Linked DNA regions of Homo sapiens: region 2 is linked to region 1. Evidence: read pairs that join two places in POLR2A ChIA-PET (ENCODE). Cell type or tissue: GM12878. All regions are shown on one strand. Each heading gives the region's core, and the rest is flanking DNA. Links, peaks and the distances in the headings are about the cores only.

What was found. Peaks named below come from ENCODE experiments on the same cell type or tissue, not always from the same donor. Only the 100,000 strongest peaks of a DNase experiment are listed, where the experiment ranks them.
Region 2: POLR2A ChIA-PET joins it to region 1 with 5 read pairs; 2 of 35 experiments call an interaction of 5 or more read pairs at or near these places.

The regions. Positions count from the first base shown.
Region 1 is chr11:26,551,280-26,559,033 of GRCh38, reverse strand. It overlaps ANO3 (anoctamin 3), which reads right to left. Exons shown (of 27, transcript NM_031418.4): 13 at 5,689-5,785. MUC15 (mucin 15, cell surface associated) reads left to right here. Exons shown (of 5, transcript NM_001135091.2): 5 at 1-2. Among named protein-coding and RNA genes, the nearest start is that of MUC15, 17 kb to the left of the region's middle. In GM12878, for the core only: no CTCF peak of the experiment used is centred there; a DNase peak (open chromatin) is centred at 2,280.
Region 2 is chr11:26,301,280-26,309,331 of GRCh38, reverse strand. It overlaps a transcript of ANO3 not described here. Among named protein-coding and RNA genes, the nearest start is that of ANO3-AS1, 17 kb to the right of the region's middle. In GM12878, for the core only: no CTCF peak of the experiment used is centred there; no DNase peak of the experiment used is centred there.

The DNA.
Region 1 (7,754 bases), core at 1-5,000:
TACCTTTGCTTGTTTGCATTTGCATAATGCCCTCAGTATATATGTAACTTAGTGAGAGAAATTAAACTAACACAGTGAAGGCAAAAAATGTCTGGCCAGCACAAAAATTCCATAGAAACGATAGAGAAAATAGGGCATTGTCCTCACAGGAGGGTGAGGACAATCATGGGTTAAAGAACAGTATTATAAGGAAAGTTGGAATGGAATGGTGTCCTCCTTGTTCAATCTGACATCCAGAGGGTGCTCAATGGGAGCATTAAAACAACAGTAATACGTATTTCAGTTGTAACATCTGGAACACACTGCAAAATATATGTAAAGCAAGTCATCATAAAATGTATTTTCCTATAATGTGGCATTATTGATAATATCATCATAGAAAAGATGCGCTCCCTTTGAAGGTTGGTGGATAGGTGCAAAATGTCCCATATGGCTCTAAAATTCATTGTTGGTTAAGGCACGGTATTTCTAAAAATTAATATAAAAATCGGTTTTCAAAACAATCATCAGTGTACATTTATATCAGGAGAGAAAAGGATCATAAAGAAATTCTCCCACAGAGCTCATAAAATTATACCCAGCAGGGAGTCAAGAATTTTTGTTTCTCAAGACGTCCCACAGAGACACCTGAGGCTGCTGAACAGCTGAACAGCTGTCTGTTTTCCTTTGTAAACCAACATCATACAGGAAACAGTCTCTTAGAGTGTTAGAACAGACTTTACACATGGGGATTTAAAGGTCACCAAGAAATAATGGCCCTTCCCCGCTCTAGAAATAACCATGCTTTTAGAAAAGTGGCAAATAAAAAGCCATCCTTAGTAGCAATTGTGTTGCATGAACTTATCATAGTTTGTGTAGTATTTTCCTTTAAAGTGCTTCTCATTTTTTTTCTTACTAGGTTTGCTAACAAATCTTTCAGGCATTTTAAGTCAATAAATTTAAACATTAATAGTTTAGGAACATCTTCCTGAGATAAAGTTGGAGTACATGTAATATTCTTGTAATGTGGGATTATATACATCTAATGGGAGATAAAGCTAGAAGGAGCATTAGAGAAGACTTCAGAACTTGCTCTAAGGAAGAGTACGACAGTGTTTAATCATGTGTTAGATTTACCAAGCTATTACACATGGGATGTATTATGACGTGGGAGATCATAGAGACAACAAGAACAGTTCGAGGTCTGTGGTTATAGCTTGAGATGTTCAGGGCTTTATTTAGGGTGCTGACATATGAGCTGCTGAATGAAAATGGGAAAAAGAATGAAGGAAGAGTCAAGCTTACTGTGAATGGCTCAAGCTTAGATCATGGGTGATTGACAGAAGAATTAAGTGATAACTGGCCTTCTGTCTAATAGGACAAGAGCACTTGTTATACTGAAGAAACTCCAGATGAAATATTGAGAAAATTCCATAAGCAGCATAGCAGATTTTTCTAAAAGCAAAAAGAATCTTGTCCTACACATATAATTAAATATGTAATACATTAAATTATTTTATTAGAAAAACAGCTTGCCTTTATGAATAGAGGGACCCATGGCAAGCATTTTGTTCAACTTTTTTTTTTTTTTTTTGAGACAGAGTCTCGCTCTGTTGCCCAGGCTGGAGAGCAGTGGTGTGATCTCGGCTCACTGTAAGCTCTGTTTCCTGGGTTCACGCCATTCTCCTGCCTCAGCCTCCCGAGTAGCTGGGACTACAGGCGCCCGCCACCACGCCCGGCTAATTTTTTGTATTTTTAGTAGAGACAGGGTTTCACTGTCTTAGCCAGGATGGTCTCGATCTCCTGAGCTCGTGATCCGCCCGCCTCGGCCTCCCAAAGTGCTGGGATTACTGGTGTGAGCCACCGCGCCTGGCTTGTTCAACATTGTTAAGATGACTAGGCATAATATATAAAGAAGGTAGCAAACTTAGCCTAAAAGCTTGATTTAAGTACAAATTGTCCATTTTCTTTGACACCTGATTTCTCTTGAAGAACTGAGTGTGACTACAAATCAAAAAATGTGGGTACTGTTAAAGAGATATATATCTGATTAGGTTGGAAGCTGAAAGTCTATGTTTTCTCCATGATACCTGCTGGGTCTTGTTCTAAAGTTGCTTTATAGGTTCAGAAAAACATAAGGCTCTGAAAAATGCCACTTATATCCCACTAAAGTCTCTCCAGGATAAGGAGAACAAGGTGCCTCCTTGGCAGATTCAACCATGTATGCAGAGCTATTACTGGAGACTTGGAGGGCAGGGAGTCAGAATTGAAGCTGAAGGTCACTCCCTTTCACTTCCTCATTCCTTACCTCTTGGGCAGGGTAAAACCTGAATAACCATTTTATTTGCTGGACCTGGGCAGAAGCTACATAAAAAATGCAGTCTTGATTAGACTATTCTCCACGTATCTTTTAAAAAATTTGGTCCTAGAAATTAGAGTCACCTGAGGAACTTGTTAACATAGAGAGTTTGAGGCCTCACCCTTGACCAATTGATTCTAAATTTCAGGATACGGGGTCCAGAAATCTGCTTTTTTAACAAATGTTCTAGATGATCTGATGTACAGTCTTATACAGACTCCTTTTTTTTTTTCATGAAGTTTCTTGAAAAGAACAGCTTCTCTCCTACTTCTGTTGTAACCTCAAATCAGTATACAGTCTGAGGTTCATACTGGGTATTGAGTACATGTTTGTTAAACAAGTTTTTTTTTAAAGAGAAAATTATTATGAGTAAGACTTAACTTCAAGGGGTTGAGTCATTTTTCAATTATATGAAAAACAATTTAGGACCTCTATCTAATTATTTCACCTTAAATGAGAATTCCTAGCATCACAGGGTTTGATAATGTAGTGTCAGTGCATTTAAATGTGTGCAAATATCACTAAATTACTTAATTGCAAAAATATCCTAATTCCAATACTTTTAAGTACTAAAATAAAAGTAGTCATGAAAGGAAACATTAATGTACTTAAATATTAATTTTTATCATATGATAGGACCAGTTATTTTCCATGCAAACATATCACTGAAATTATAAAGGGAATAATTATATGTACACACATGGCCTTTTCAATATAATATGGAAAATTTAATTTATTTTTCTTTGTCACAAGCAGTAATGGATTCTGTAAGGAACTGAATTGAGAAGTCCCTAGATCATGTGTCCAGATGATTTTGTTTCTAGATGATCCTAGATTGGTTGGCTTGTACCTTTGGCAAAAATCTGCTCCCTTATATCTGATTCTACCCATCAATAAATTATTAGCTATTTAAATTCAAAAATATATAGTAAAATAGACTGTTGATTTCCATCCAATAAGGGAAGAGGAACTCTTATTTTTAAAGTATAAAACAAGTAGCTACATTTTATCTTAGTCAGAGGAACAAATAAAAGACATTTCATCCTAGTGGGTTGTATTTCTTGTATTCTTCCATAAGGCAATATTCTCCTTTGCAAGCTAACTTTTCCACCTTCCTTATACATGTTATTAAGTGAATTCTTTGTGAGTCATCCCTGTCCTTAAATGTACCTTTCTCTGTTCAGAAAAGAAGAGATGTATTTACTGCATGATGACAAAAGCAACCTAGATGTAGTGTTTCCTTGGACGGCTTCCTTACTTTATCACTCTGCCATATGTGGATATTTCTTGTCTTCAGTGTTAAAATAATGCCAATGTGTGTTATTAGATATGTCCAAGTGAAAGAAGAAGTATCTGGATTTTTTTGGCATTCCTAGGCTGTTTTATGTCTAAAATCATAGGCTAGGAGAGAGACATATGTGTATACATCTAATAACTCTTAACACACTTGGTTCTTGCCAAAAGTGATGAGAAAATGCTGCCTCCAAACAAGATAACCATGTTTCTAAGTCTCTATCATCTTTATGGAACATTTAAAAGAATGAAAAACTAAACATTTGTTCTGAAATTAAAGTATAAACGAAACAGACTTTTCACATGTTCTTCATTCAAGATAAATCAGAAACTAACTTTACTAAGTTATGTTCTTGTAGTAAGGACATTGAGTGGCTTTGGATTTTGCACCCAGCCTTGTCAAAATTAATTGTATGGAGACCTCCACTCTGGAAAAGATGGAGTAAGAGGGATTGATTTTATCCCTATGCTGGAAACACCCCCAAAATGCACAAAATGTATAAAACAACAGATTACAAGATGGTAGACATCAGGCAAAAAAGGGCAATGATCCCTGAGAGACGGAAAACAAACAACGCTCACATTATTACTCCTCAGATTACTGCCTTGAAGAGTTCCCAGGGTGTAGAGAAGAATAACCTAGGCAGTACTCAGTGAGTATGTATGCAAGGAAACCATCTGTCAAGGAAAGCACCACTTGAGAGACTGGAGTCAGACCAGCCACTGGGAGCCCTCATTATGCACAGTGACTTGGGTAGCGTACACAGAAAGAGCATTAGAATTGTTAAAATTCATAAAGATTGACCACACCGAGGCTCGGTGACTACACAGAAAACTGGAATTCTCATATACCATGGGTGGGTATGTAAAAGATATAAACACATGGGAAAAGTTTTGCTTAACAGGGTTTTCATAGGCTAACCATATACCTATCACATGATCCAACCAGTCTACTCCTAGGTAATTACCCAAGAGAAATGACAGCATTTGTCCATATAAGGACTTGTAGATGAATGTTAATAGAAGACTTTTTTAAAATAGGCAACAATTTGAAACAATCCAAAATTTTGATAATAGGTAAAGAAATAAACAAACAGGGTATAGATATTATGGAATAATGTTCAGCAATAAAAATGATCTATTGATAAATGCTACATTATGAATGAATCTCAATACATATGCTGTGTGAAAGAAGCCAGAAAAAAATACATAAATACACAGGATTCAATTTACACAAGAATCTAGAAAATACAAATTTATCTATAATGACACAAAGCAGGTGGCTGCTAGAGCACAGGGGAAGGTCAGGGAGGCAGGGATTGAAAGGGCGTGAGGAAAATTTTGGAGAGGATATGTTCATTATCTTGATTATGCTAACGGTTTCACAGGTGCACGCATATAACAAAATATATCAATTCATACACTTTAAGTAGGTACATTTCATTACATGTTAATTACACTTCTATAAAACTGTTTTACAAACGAAAATAATAATGTAGAATTCAGTGTTTCTTAAACTTGAAGGAACATTGAAATCACCCAGGAAAATTTGAAATACACCGATATTCATGTTCCAATCCCAAAGATTCTGATTTAATTGTTCTGGGGTTGATCTGAGCTTCAGGAGTTTTAAAAGCCGTTCAGTTAATTCTAACAGGCAGCAATTTGGGGATTTTTTGAATGTTATTTCATTTTCTCCGTACCGATAGAAGTATTTTAACTTCATAAGTTTTCATGTAACGTACACATTTAGTAAGTAGCAATAGAAGTAATTGTTTGCTAAAAAGAATCTAGATATAATTACATGTGGAAGTTTATGTTTATCTATGGTGGCAAAAATCAGTTATAAAAACAAAGGAAGACAAAAATGTTCAAATAAAAGTATACTCGCTTTCTAATTGCAATAGACTGACATTTTATTCAGTTGTCAATGGCACTTATTAAGGTTGAAACTCTTGAGAACACTTAACTTTGGTAAAAAGCTATTGACTAGAGGACTTCTTACAGCCTGCTTCTCAGTACAGCTCAGGGAGGAGAATGTGAGGGTCCACACTCACCTTGGCATAGATACAGCTGTCGTTGAGTCTCTGCAGGGAGCAGTTCTTGTCACAGAGAGGGCACATAAAGACTTCAGTGGCTTTACAAATTTCTTGGCTTGAGAAAAAACAAAAACAAAAACAAAACAAAACATAGCATGAAACTGTGACTAAGAATTCACTTAGCCCCTACAGCAAATCCTGTTGGAACCAGCAAGGCAGAGAGGAAAAGGAGAAGAAATGGGAATAGTGGGGAGTGGTGGGCACTGTGGTGTGACTCCAATTCAAACACTTTAGAATATTTGTGATGCAAAAGTTTGGGATTCCTTCTTTAATTTTAGAAAATGCTGTCAAGATAATTGTGTGATAAATGGTGAAACTTTGTCTACAATGACACTTTTATACATGATTTCATGGCACTCAGGATAATCTTGTGCGGTATACCAATGGAGTTTTAGCCAAACTCGCAGGCTTGGAAGTGGCTGAGATGGAATCAAACCTATTTGGTTTTCTCAAGTCTGGTGATCACACAATTTATAACACCCACTGCAGTACATATTGTTGGTGCAGAATGTTCATTGGAGATTAAAATAATTGCTTTTTTATGTTTGCTTGTTGGGTTTTTTTTGCAGCACCTTGACATACACTGTCACAATGACATGCCATAGTTTATATTTATGTAAATATGTTCTCTAATAGAATGTAACTTTATGACACATCTCTTCAGTTTTATGTCCACTGCCTTTAAGAAAATTTCTCAGCATACATTTTAGATGACTTTGTGACAGCACTAACACATCAATAACAATTTCCGAAGAGCCTCAGACTCACAGTTCTCAGCAACTTATTTGCAGGACGCTTTGTGCCCTTTCCTCTCATACATGGCCCTTTCCCATTTAGTATCCCCTGAATTAACTCTTCTCTAGAAATGTTGAAAGGAATTTAAAGGCTTTAGAAAATGTGTCTGGATTCAGCTCTTAATACAAGTTTAATTGGCAATGTTTACAGCAAGATTTGTTGTTTTTACACATTTGTACTTGAACCAAAAAAAAGAATGCGTGTGAATTTCCATGTGTATTTCAAGTATGGGATGTATATAATCTCAAGCCAAAGTGGGGATCAATAGTAAGTAATGATACCACATAGTAACATGATGCTTTACAGCGGGCAAAGATGATTTTATGTCTGTCAAATTGTTTAGTCTTCACTCCAATCTTGGGTAATGGCAATTATCTCCAGTAAAAAGAGAAAAACAATGTTCAATTTAAGGAACTTGCTCAACATTATAGAGCTAGCTAGAGGTACTTCAGGGACCCCAAGCTTAGGTTTTCTGATTGTAGATCCAGTTCTCCATCAACTATATCTAAAAGAGAGATACAGTTTGTTTCATATTTTAAGGGAACTTTTCTATCAAGTAATAATTTATTAGTGATCACGATGATGAAATGGGTCTTACATATACTATAGCTCTTCTACTTTCACACTCATCATCTTACTAGTAATCAGGATGTCTACATAAAGTAGGAGAAAGCAGGTAAACTACACATTTTAAAAACCAAAAAGAAAGAGAAGATTATATCTCCTCTTATGTCAATACTAGTAATTTGTAGGAATAAGAACTATTAACACACTTCTTGAAAAAAATTGAAATGAGCTTTTTAACATAATTCATTGTTTCACAAATGATACAATTTGTCCTGCTTTAGAATCTTATACTAAAAAGGTATTGAAGTTTGTTTATATGACATAATCTTTCTCAATTTCCAAATGGAGTCAATCAAAAGCTCAGATTTATTGAAGCACCAAGTCTAGAATTCCAGAATCTTTTTACTGCTAGAATCATTACATTCATTTTCTGAAAGTTACTCAACATTCAACTTGATACATGGTACACAAAAATCATCACAAAACTTTTGACATTTTTTAGTCTAAAATATTTAAGAGTATCACAAGTTTCTTTGACTTTACTTAACCACTAGAGGGAGAGAGAGTTCCCATCATGAGTGTTTCTTAATTTCTTTTGCAGTGCTTGACAATCCAAACAACCACTCAAATTGTGGTTTTCTTTTGTTTTGTATTTATTGCTA
Region 2 (8,052 bases), core at 1,210-6,209, 250 kb after region 1:
TCTTCTAATATTCTGCACCCCCAAACTCGGAGGCTGTACCTTTTCCTTTGCTCACTCTGATCTTTTTCATAGGCATGCTAAATCACCGGAATTATTGAGCATAACCTATCCTTTCTAACCTCTGCTCAGCCTGTTGTCTGTGTCTAGAATGCCTTCTTTATCTAACAAGTCAATGGAAAGTCTACTCTTATGATTCAACTCTTAGAAAGACAACTTTTTAAGTGACACCTCCACTTAGGAACAATCATTCCTATTAAAAAAGCTTTTCTATGGAAATGTGTGCAATCCTGAAATGTTACCTAGTAAAATGCAGTGGAGACTACATTCCCATCACTCTAACTATATGAACTTAGGGAGATTAAAAACTCTGACCTCAGTTTTTCTTTCTCCTGCAAAATAGAAATAATAATAAGAACTACCTTGAAATGCTGTAAAAATAAAAATGTGCATAGGCTGTTTAGCTTTTGTGCATGCTAAATCCCTGGGATAGATCCTGGTTCATAGTAAGTATTCAGCAAGTGGTAGCAATCAACAACTTTTTCTGCCCATAATTATAGTAATTCCTTTATTTCTCTGCCTCCCTCATTAGACAATCAGTTCCTTAACGGTGGATACCATATCTTTGAATTCATTTCTGTATTCTTTTCCCTGTTCCCAAATGTTTGACAAAGTACCTTGTATTTAACAAGGTTTTGTTTTCATTTTAATATAAGTTGCCTAAGCTTATTCAATTGATACATGATATATTTAACCTCACTTTTTAAGTAGCCTGCCAATTGAATAAAATTAGTTTTATGTAATAACAGAAAAAAAATTCTGTAAAATATCTGCTTAAATACTTTTATAAGAGTATAAACTTGCTTGCCAGATAAATGAATAATGATGTGCAGTCTACTTCATTTATAATAGTAGAGTGTATTTTATAATGGTTGAGTGAATTCTGTACTAAATTGTATGAAATCCCCTTAAATATAAGTTTATGGAATGTAAACTGAAAGGAACCTTGAGGACGATCTAATCCAATCCTTATTTCACAGATAAGCAAACTGAGACCCAGTATGTGTAAGGGAATTATTAGGAGATGTGCATCTTGGAAGTCACAGAGAGAAAACTTGAATCCAGGTCTCTTCATTGTTTTTTCTTGTCTAACACTTTTGTGTCTTTGCAGAAAGATATTTAGATTTGCCAATTGTGCCATCAACATGATAAAACAGATAAAATGATTTTGAGGAGACTAAGACCAGATGTTCAGAAAAGCCATAATAAATTTGAACTAAATATCTTCAGTTAAAGATGGAAAGCAAGCTGAACTCCAAAAGTAGAAGGATTTGGGTAGACCAAGGAAATTACAAGGTAACTTCAGGTGTGAGAAATAATGAGTGAAGTGTAAAATCAGAATAGACAAAGACTTTGTGAGATGAAGGAGAGGAAAATGGGGTTAGAGAAGCCTGTTCACAGAACCCTAGGCAGATGCAGAAAAGGCATAATTATAAGAAAGCTGAAAACACGTAGTGCAATTCAATCATGTGATGGTGAACAAAACTAAATAATTTTGTCTTTTTCATTAAATTGTTATTATTATTATTATTATTATTATTATTATTATTATTTAGAGACGGAGTTTCGCTCTTGTTGCCCAGGCTACAGTGCAGTGATGACATCTCTGCTCACTGCGACCTCCACCTCCTGGATTCAAGTGATTCTCCTGCCTCAGCCTCCTGAGTAGCTGGGACTACAGGCATGTGCCACCATGTCTGGCTAATTTTTGCAGTTTTAGTAGAGACATTTAAATTTTTAGTAGAGACATTTCACCATATTGGCCAGGCTGGTCTCGAACTCCTGACCTTAGGTGATCGGCCTGCCTCAGCCTCCCAAAGTGCTGGGATTACAGGCGTGAGCCACGGCACCCAGCCCCTCATTAAATTATTAACTACATCTGGAGGACATTAAAAAAGAGACCCTTTACTTATTTATTTTGAGACAGAGTTTTGCTCTTGTTGCCCAGGCTGGAGTGCAATGACGCAATCTTAGCTTACTGCAACCTCCGTCTCCTGGGTTGAAGCGATTCTCCTGCCTCATCTTCCCAAGTAGCTGGGACTAGAGATATGTGCCACCACGACTGGCTAATTTTTGTATTTTTAGTAGAGGCGGGGTTTTACTATGTTGGCTAGGCTGGTCTCAAACTCCTGACCTCGTGATCCGCCTGCCTCGGCCTCCCAAAGTGCTGGGATTACAGGCATGAGTCACCATACCCAGCCAACCCTATTTATTAAAAGTACATTTTGGGAAAATTAATCTAACATTTATGTGTAGAAGATTGTAAAAAAAAAAGTCATAGTTTAAGGCCCCATAGATTATATGGGAATTTTAAAAAGTAGACTGAAGCTTCAATAAAGGTTGTGGCATTGTAAATAGAATATATGGGTAACATTACAAAAGAAACCTCAAATTACCCAGTTGGCTAGAAAGTAAAGAATAGAGACAGAGATAGAAGGAGATCATATTTCATAATATTTCATACTTAGGAGACCTCACACATGTTTTCCATTGACAAAGTTAGGAATGCAGGGAAGAAGGTCATGCTGGTATGAGATGTGATAGCCCCATTCCAGACTACTGATTTTGGGGGCAATTCCGGTTTTTAAAAAATATGTTTTCTTTTTTTTTAGAGACAGGATCTCACTCTGTCATCCAGGCTGGAGTGTGGTGGCACAATCAGGGCTCACTGCAGCCTTGACCTCCAAGGCTTCAGTGATCCTCCCACCTCAGCCTCCCAAGTAGCTGGGACCACAGGTGCACACCACTGCACCTGGCTAATTTTTTATTTTTTGTAGAGACGAGGTCTCCCTATATTGCCCAGGCTGGTCAGCCTCCCAAAGTGCTGAGATTATAAGTGTGAACCACCATACCTGTCCTTGAGTTTGGGACAATTCTATCCATGCATTCGGGAGCCTTGGAGAGAGGTAAGGTTAGGAGATACAGATTGGGATATTATGCAAAGGTGAAGGCTGAATCTATATAAGGATTAAGTTCTTGAAAGACAAGAATAGGAAGAATAGGCCGGGAGCGGTGGCTCACGCCTATAATCCCAGCACTTTGGGAGGCCGAGGCGGGCTGATCACGAGGTCAGGAGATCGAGACCATCCTGGCTAACACGGTGAAACCCCGTCTCTACCAAAAATACAAAAAAAAAAAAAAAAAAAAAATTATCCGGGCTTGGTGGCGGGCGCCTGTAGTCCCAGCTACTCTGGAGGCTGAGGCAGGAGAATGGCGTGAACCTGGGAGGCGGAGCTTGCAGTGAGCCGAGATCGCGCCACTGCACTCCAGCCTGGGCGACAGCGAGAAGCGAGACTCTGTCTTAAGAAGAATAGGAAGAATAAAGTGCAGGGAGGAAGACAAATTCTTAGCCCACACCTACAGCTGGTTGGCAGAATATAAAAGAGAAACCAATAAACCAGTGAAGAGCTATCAATGGAGTATTTGAAACAAAATATATTTTCAACTCCATAATGAGCGAGCCCTACATACTAAATGCAGTTGAGGAGCATGTTTACTGGGTATAACTATATCAATTTCAAAATGCTAGTTTCCATATCAGGATTTATATCTGGCCAAATGATTCAACTCTTGTATGAAAAAATAAATATAATTTAATGAAGAACTCTGAAAGTAGTTATGTAAGATTAGTTCATCTTTAGAAACATAAAAGTGAATTGAAATATTTCATTAAAATATTGGTTTCTGAGAAAAAGTCTCTGCAGACTACTTGTTGAATATCACTTATCAAATTTGCTATTCCTCTGAAAACCCTCTTTTATCAGGATTTATGAATAAGACAAACATTAGGTCTCTCTTCTGTCTCGGTGGAAAAACCCCATGCTAATCCGATTAAAGTTCCTTAAATAAGTTAACAGATCTGGGTGCCAATATCATCAAAGGAGCTACATGTCATCTTGAATGAGTTTTGGGAAGGAAGGCCAGCCAATGTCAGAAGTTGTTTGAATGAAAAGCTGAGACTTTTCAAAGTTGCCTTTAATCATACGCTGACTCAATAAATAAAGACATCTAAACCAGATTGAATCATGCATTATCAATGCTGAAAGACAACCTACAATAAAATGTCTTTATTAGAACCAAAGTTGTTTATGTGGAATATTACTTTTTTTTTTTTTTTGCCTTGTAGGGAGCTAATGAATCGGTTTGGAATAAAAGTAATTCATAAACATCTAATTGGATAACTGTGAAGAGTTCACTTTTTCTTAATTTCTATCTCTGTAAAATGAGAAGATCGAACTGGACCCTTTTCTTTTTTTTAAAAAAAAGCAGTTTTCAAGTCCTTTAATTGGGATAATAATATGTTTATTATCAAATCTTCTTCAACCTGACCTTTCACAAAGTCATAATGCAGATAATAACATGAGTGACCAGTCTTGGTTGGAGAGCAATTTGGTAGAAATTTAAAAACTTAAAATACATATTCACTCTAACTCAGTAATCTCACTTCTGGGAATCTCTCTTTTCGGTATACATGCACAAAGCCAGAAAGATGGATTAACTGATGTTTGTTGCCATACTATGTGTAACATTGAAAAATTGAACACAAATCCTAAGAAAACTTGTATAACATAATTTTACAATCTTATGGAGCTAGTAAAAAATGAGGTGGTTCTATATGTACTGATATGGTGAAATATTATTATATATCCTTAAGTGAAAAAATAAGTTATCAAATGGCTGTACTATGACTTATTTGCAATCTCCCCTATTGTATTTATTTATCTATATTAGATAAATGGGAAAGAATAAGAAGGGATACATACATTAAACTGTAACTGTGGTTACCTGTGTACAGTGTCTTTGGGAGGTAATTTTTAAAAAAAGTTAAATAAGTGTTTGCAATTTGAGAAAATGGCCTTTAAATAATAAATAACATGAATTTAGTGGGTAAAAAGGCAATTAGTACTCCTCACTAGGTCCTAGTTATATTACATATAAATCCTTAATGCTTTTAAAGCATTATGTAGAGGACAATCTACATTTGCCATTGCTATAGGTACTCAACATACTATTTAAAGAGTAATAAGTTGAAGTCACTGAAAAAAGCCTAAATAAAAAGCTTCCTCTATTTCAAATGAAAATTGTAAATATGAAAATATTAAATTATGTACATATGAAAAATATTAATCCTTAGTAGTAATCGAAGAAAATGAATCAAAACAAGAATATAATACCATTCAATCAACATATTATAAAAGCCAAAGTGAATATTATTTGATATTACTTAAGATTTGATCACAAGAAACTTAAAAAAATAATTTTGGCCGTGCACGATGGCTCACGCCTGTAATCCTAGCACTTTGGGAGGCTGAGGCAGGTGGATCACGAGGTCAAGAGATCGAGACCCGCCAAAGTGGTGAAACCCCTACTCTACTAAAAATACAAAAATTAGCCAGGTATGGTGGCAGGCACCTGTAGTCTCAGCTACTTGGGAGGCTGAGGCAGGAGAATCACTTGAACCTGGGAGGCAGAGTTTGCAGTGAGCCGAGATCATGCCACTGCACTCCAGCCTGGGTGACAGTGCTAGACTCCATCTAAAAATAAATAAAATAATAACAATAATAATTTCAACTTTTATTTTAGATTCAAGTGGTACATTTGTAGGTTTGTTACATGGGTATATTGCATGATGCTGAGGTTTGGGATATGGATGATCCCATCAGCTAGGTAGTGAGCATAGTACTCAATAGGCAGTTTTTCAGTCCATGCGTTCCTTCCTCCGTCTCCCTCTTAATAGTCCCCAGTGTCTATTGTTTCCATCTTTGTGTCCATATGTACTTGATACTTAGCTCCCATTCATAAATGAGAACACAAAGTACTTGGTTTTCTGTTCCTGCATTAGTTCGCTCAGGATAATGGCCTCCAGTTGCATCTTTGTTGCTGCGAAGGGCATAATTTCATTCATTTTATGGCTGTGTAGTATTGTATGGTGTATATATACCACATTTTTTTTTTAAATCAGTCCACCATTGAAAGACACCTAGGTTGATCTCATGTCATTTCCATTGTCAATAGCGCTGTGATGAACATACAACTGCATGCATCTTTTTGGCAGAACGATTTATTTTCCTTTGGCTATATGCCCAGTAATGGGATAGCTGGGTCAAATGGTGGTTCTGTTTTCAGTTCTTCGAGAAATCTCCAAACTGTTTTCCACAGTGGCTGAACTAATTGACATTTCCACCAACAGTGTATAAGTGTTCCCTTTTATCTGAAGCCTCACTAGCATTTGTTATTGTTTTACTTTTTAATTATAACCATTCTGATTGATGCAAGATGGCATTTCATTGTGGTTTTGATTTGCATTTCTCTGATGATTAGTGATGTTGAGGATTTTTTCATATGTTTGTTGGCTACTTTTAAAAAATGTCTATTCATTTCCTTTGCCCATTATTAATAGGGTTATTTGTTTTTTGCTTGTTGGTTTAAGTTACTAGGAAATTTTATATATTACTGGTGCTAATAGTTTTTGCGTGATAGCATCATAATTTCTAAACACATATATATGTCCATACAAAAGCTGAAAATATATTACAGAATATTAAAAGTGCTGATTTTCAAATAATAAGATATAAGGCATGTTATTTCTTTCTCTGTGTACTTTCAACACATCCCAGTATTTATGCATTTGTACTTTGTTATTTATATTTTTTCTATAATGGTAAATATATAAATAGTTTGAAAGTAATATTTGTTTAAGGCCGTTAGTTTATTCACTGAAATAATCGGAGGCATTCTTTTGACTTCTGTCATTTTTCCTTTTTATTATCATTATTATTTTGAGACAGAGTCTCACTCTGTTGCCAGGCTGAAGTGCAGTGGCGCCATCTCACCTCACTGCAACCACTGCCTCCCAGGTTCAAGCGATTCTCCTGCCTCAGCCTCCTGAGTAACTGGCATTACAGGCGTGCGTCACCATGCCCAGCTATTTTTTGTATTTTTAGTAAAGACGGGGTTTCACCGTGTTGGCCAGAATATTCTCAATCTCTTGACCTCGTGATCCACCTGCCTCGGCCTCCCAAAGTGCTGGGATTACAGTCGTGAGCCACCGCACCTGGCCATCATTTTTCTTAAATAAACTCTCATACACTAACCACTTTTTATGAATTAGCTATTCTCCTCACTTCTCCAAAGAACCAGATAAAATTCAGTTTATGTATAAGAAATTATATGAGACAGACAGCACATGATGACTGGAAGACTGGCTGAATCTTGGCAGTTACCTTCACAGTCTCTGCCTAGTACCTTGTAGCTTAGCAGGGCTGAATCACCAGTCTCTCCCCTACTTTTCGATTTGGGATATTAATAACTTTCTATCATTTTTACCATAAATGCTCTTCTAAAACATGCAGGCCTATCTATGTGATGGGGCTTAGAAATGAGTTGATAATGTAAAGGTCTATCTCACTCTCACTTTGAGCCTCCTTGTCTTTTGAGATGACATCAATGGGGGCAGGGATAAAACAGTCTGTTCTATAAGGTAATTGAAGGTTTTTGTAACAATAGGGATGGAAGAAATAAAACATTTTATCATAGAAGGCATTTAAGGGTTTTTGCAACTGTAGGTATGTAAGAATCTTTTACCTGAACTTAACATTCATTTTTCATTCTCTGTCTCTCTTCTTCCTTCCCTATCTCTCAATCCCTCCACTCCCCTACATAACATAATGTGTTTATAGAATGACAGAAGTGGAAGAAATACTAGATCTTCCATTCTACTTTTAGGAATTGTAATCCTTGGAGCACTTGAATTATGTGTAGCTGCATCAAAGAAACCTAAAACAGTACAAAGGTGTTCAGTGAGTGGCCAACTGGATGCACCAGCCCTTGTTTAAATAAAAGTACTTCAGTTTCATTTATGCTGCTATTTTAAAATTATTTTAACTGCATATCTAGTCTATTTTTTCTCATTTAATAAGCTAAGAAACTACAGACTCAGAAAGCTCAATTACCTAACCAAGGCTATAAATAGGCAATGTCAGAATTAGGACAACA